2 separate regions of the Homo sapiens genome follow, and region 2 is linked to region 1. Evidence: chromatin loops called from intact Hi-C (ENCODE). Cell type or tissue: heart left ventricle. All regions are shown on one strand.

Region 1 (2,500 bases):
TAGCAGGGAACCAGGATGAAGTCAGCCAGAAACACGCTTTCTATAACTGCTCTTCACAGAAGAGAAAATCAACAAGCTAGTGTTTAAATAATGTGCAGGGTGTGATACCAACCGAACCTCCGCCCTCCTTCCTGGGGAAATGCAAAGTTTGCTGTGGCCTTTTCACAAACCTCGGAGAGAATGAAATGTCAGCTCTAACACTGAATTTCCCAGCTTCATTCCACTTCCCTCACCACCTCACTATTACCTAAGATGACATTCTGTATATTAGTATACTACATCTTAAACATCATCCCTCACTCAGACATCAGATTACAAACAAACAGCTGAATCCTACAGCTGTTCCCACTAGAAACAAAAAGATTCTTAACATATTTGAAGGGAAAAAATCTGTTTGTTCCCAGATGTCTCCTGAGCCCATTTCTGGGGCGTGTCTACTAGTAATAGTGCGTAAACGCTAACTGTACTCCTCGCTCCTATTTACACACACTATTAGTTTTCAGTAACCACTCCTTCCCAACTCCCAAAAAAGACAGCTAAGAAAACAATGTTCACTTGGAGGAAGAGAAACTAAATTTCTTTTTGCTGTTCCTCTCAATCAAACCCTTGCAGGAACCAAAGTATTCACTGTGGTTTAAACACTTGTCACTCAAAAAAAAAGTACCCAGAAATGCCATGAGACTTCCTATAATTTCACTTTTATTTAAGGAGCTGTGCTGCATCAATACTTGCTTTGGGCACAAAATGCAGAGGAGCTTGATGGCATTTTGAGAATGGCACAGATGCAAAGTATTTAAAAAATACATACCACCCAGTGTGTTCCTGGGAGACATGGCTGGACTCAACATGTTACTATCAGCAGTGTTAGCCTGGTTCCGCAGGGGACCACATATGCACATGTAGGTACTGAGCCTGTGCTCTGGGATACATGCTGTGCTAAATGGTTTACATTTTTTATGACTCGTTAAAATATACTTAGGAGGAAGGTATGTTCTCCCCTTTTTACAGATGAGGAAACTGAGCACTACATGAACTGCCCCGAATCACATTGCCAGTAAGTTTGCAAAAGTGGCATTTGAACAGTCAGTCAGACTCCGAATATGTGAAGGAGTTCTTTAAGGGAACCAAGGAAACAATGTGCATTACAACCCTTGGGAGACACTCTAGTGTGTATTTCTATAAATTAAAAAAAAAATGGGAAGAAATTGATCACTAATGAAATGTATCCATCTGTCATAATGAAGATTTTAATGACGAAACAAGTAACCTAAAACTAAAATTAAGACATTACAAATATCAAAGAAACAAAGATACAACCCCTAAAAGGGGCTGGGGTGCTAATATTTAGAAAAATAAATGTGTTTCAACTACTGCCCCCTCCTGGTGGCATAACCAAAGGTACCTTTCTTTTTCTTAACTTGATGGATTTGGAAGGTTTTCTTCTAACTGATCTACCAAAACAAAAAATGTAGGTAAAGAAAGACTGTATGGAGCTTATTGAGGATAAGGCTTAGTTCTGGACTGGAGTGAAGGTCTTTCTAACTGAGTAACTATAAGAAACTATGAAGCATCTTGTGCCTCCATCTTCTCATCAGAAAAATGGGAATAATATCCACTCTATCTACCTCAAAGGTTATTGTGGGCATCAAAGAAATAATGCATGTGAATGTTATTTTCAATGAATCTAAAATCTAAGGTATTATGATTAATTAAAGCCATTTATAGTATCATCTATTAAATTTAAAATTACATTTACTCTTTAATCCTGCAATCCCACTCCTGGGAACCAATGCCATAGAACTAATAGCACTGTATCTAAGAACAAATACAAAGATGTTTATGATTTCAGTGTGGACAATGGCCAAAAAAACTGAGACCAAAGTAAATATCCATGAGTAGGGCAATTGTAGAATAAAAAATTCTAATAGTTACCCCACTGGAATATTATGCACCCATTAAAAAGAATGTTCTAGAGCTTTATCAATTGAATGAAGAGATTTCAACACAGTTTTCTGAGAAGAGCAAAACATAAAAAAAGAATGTTTAACAGGGAATTCTAAAAGTCTTAGTGCATTTTAAACTTTAATAATTTCAGAAGTATAAATGCTATACACTTTCAAGAAACAATATATGAAAAATAAAAATTTAACTTTTTAAAATATTGATGTTACTTATTAAAATCAATATAAAAACTATTATGCACAAAAAAACTAAGAGTAAAATTTATTATTCAAAATTCCAAAGTTAAATAAGTATAAAAGAAATATAAATAGCTAAATGTTTAAATGTTTCTAAGTTTATAGCAATTATACCTCTAAAATTATGAACTTAAAATTGCACTAATACTTAAAAATGTTATTTCAATAGCTTTAGGCATACTAGTGTTTTTGGTTACATGAATAAACTGTATAGTGGTAAATCCTGGGATTTTAGTGTACCTGTCACCCAAGTAGTGTACACTGTACCCAACAGGTAGCTTTTCATGCCTCAACCACCTCTC
Region 2 (2,500 bases), 200 kb before region 1:
ACAGACACACATACATATAAATGCTCACATTCTCTCACAGTTATAACAACATGGAATCTAATTTAGAACCACAAGAGCTAGGAAATTAAGAGTTAATACTTAAACCCCATCCTGAATCCATCTTGTCATGCCTGAGTATCACTTCTCCTATAGCAAGCAAGATCGCCCGCTGTTCTGAGGCCACTAGACAGAGAATAAAATCAGCTATAACATTACTGTGTCACAAGGAGGGAATTAGGGATGAGTCTGGAGAACTGGCTTGGGTGCTCTTTGTACGCAAGAGCGTGAAGCCGGATGGGAGAGAAAGAAAGGAAGACAAAAATAAAGCGTAAAAATGCAGGCACATTAGCCGCAGGCAAGCTCCCGCTTGCCTTCTATCCTATTATTACCATCTCACTACTGCCTTAGGGGGCATCTGTAAGGCAGGGGCAAGCTGCTGCTCTCATTACAGTGGGCTACTAGCAGTCTAAACTCCAAAACAAACTTGAAAGATATATGAACCACAATGATCACAGCCGACAATATGCTGTGGCCTTATACTTGCTCCTGCAATTGTGTGTGTGGGCAGGAAAAGGGGGTCTTCTCTTTTACTCAACTCAAATGTCCCTTGCTTTGCTTATTTTAGAAACGGTTTGAATGACTGTTCCTTCAACAGCATTATGGGTCACGTACCCACTAAAACGAAACAATCACACTTTATGTCTCTATCCTGAATCACTGTTTTAATTTTTAACCTAACCTAGCAGGAAATCATGGGTTTAGCCCTGTTTGATCATATAAAATCTCTATTACCAAAGAGAAAAAACTCATGGTACTAGCCCAAAGGCAATAACAGATTTTAGGAGATAATTGTCCAGATACCTCGTTGGCTCTGGAGCAGGTAAAAAAAATCACACATAAAATAGCAAAAAGCAAATTTATTAACTTGCCTGAGCTTTTTGCCTCCCTTATCTACTACTTCACCAGAAAAAGGTCTGCTCGCTATTTACAAATTCACTTTTCTTTAAAGCTTCTTCATATGACTAGGTCCTGCCGATAAGTAATACTCTCAATTTGTCATTTGTCTGTAAACTTTTAATGTTAATACTTTTTCATTTTTGCAATTTGGCAAATTTTATCATGCAGTGAGAAATTATTATCTAGATGCTATCTGCTAGGATATACAATGAACTTTCTCCTTATCCTACTGAAAGTACACCTCTCAAAAAGAATACAAAATAAGAGCCCTTCTTGGATTTATTTGAAAAATGAATACATATATTCATTATTGGGACTTTTCAAATTTATGAAAAAATATATATTTGAACCTAAAGCCATGTACAGAAGGTTAGCTATTATCTTAATCCTAAATTCTGCTATTATATTTGTATCACAGATGTACTGTGCTGATAGAGAAGTCTGAGCTATTGGATTTGCCAGCTTGGATTAATAACTACCCATTTCAAATCATTAATGATGCTGGTTCCAGTTCAGTGATTGAACTGGGTAAAAAAACATTTCATCTTATTCTTTCCTTATGAAAGAGCTGCTGGCTTTGCAATCCATTTCTTTCTGAAGAAAAGTCCTTTTGAAAGGGAGAATACTAAAAACGGTGTAAGAACCACTGGAGAAGAATAGAAATTCATTTTAAAGCAGTGTACCATGTACAAATGCTGTCTTACAAATAGGATTATTTAATTTAAACCTTAGATCTGTCAAGCTCTATTACTTCAAATGGAGCCTATCGCTTCTTGAGTTCATTATATATCGAGATTATATTACAATTTATGTTAGGTTAAGTCATTGCTGAGATACAAGGCGGTTGAAAAAAATTACACAGCAGTGTCAGTAAATAGAGCAAAGTCACTGCAGTGTTCAGAAAGGCAAAAAGTCATCTTGCTAAATGAGGATCCAAGCTGTCCTGTACGAAGACTGTTACTAATAAATAAAAGGCCTCTGGGAAAAGTGCTGAGCGTACGCTGGATCTATTTTCAGCTTGCATCAGCAGCTGCTGCCCCTGGGATCACATCTTTACGCATACTCTACACCATATGTAATCACTCCAGTGCTGCAACCAGTAAGATAATGAAAGAGCATGGCATAAATCTATACTTGAGTGGAATGCTAAATGAGAAAAATAATACAAAAAGGGGGGAAATAAACCGCATTTTCAAGTCATTAGGAAGAAAGACTTTGACATATGAAGTGCTGCAACCATTAATAGCACTTATCATATAGAGTGGAGACAAAGAGACAAATTAATCAAACTGACAGAACTGGGACATTTTATGCTAATACAGGCTCCTGGGTTTTAGTCTGTATTCCTCTGCGTCTGGAAAACTGATACCATTACAGGGCAGGAAATTGCATGAATAACATGCAACAGATCATAAAAATTCACACACCAACTGCAGAAACACTGCCAAAAGCTCTGTAAAAACAAGGATGGAGACCTCAACAGAGAAACTACCAGCAAGTAATGAATGCAAATAAGTCCAGGAATATCTCCCATTCATGCATT

Evidence for each region. Hi-C counts contacts between places; a loop is a spot of excess contacts. Peaks named below come from ENCODE experiments on the same cell type or tissue, not always from the same donor. Only the 100,000 strongest peaks of a DNase experiment are listed, where the experiment ranks them.
Region 2: it touches region 1 in a loop (2.9-fold over the local background); 22 of 110 quality-filtered maps call a loop at or near these places.

The regions. Positions count from the first base shown.
Region 1 is chr6:90,178,032-90,180,531 of GRCh38, forward strand. All of the region lies in intron 4 of BACH2 (BACH transcriptional regulator 2), which reads right to left. Among named protein-coding and RNA genes, the nearest start is that of BACH2, 120 kb to the right of the region's middle. In heart left ventricle, a CTCF peak has its summit at 1,377 (motif pointing left); no DNase peak of the experiment used is centred here; H3K27ac peaks cover 429 bases.
Region 2 is chr6:89,975,961-89,978,460 of GRCh38, forward strand. The region is part of intron 6 of BACH2 (BACH transcriptional regulator 2); the gene reads right to left. Among named protein-coding and RNA genes, the nearest start is that of GJA10, 83 kb to the left of the region's middle. In heart left ventricle, no CTCF peak of the experiment used is centred here; no DNase peak of the experiment used is centred here.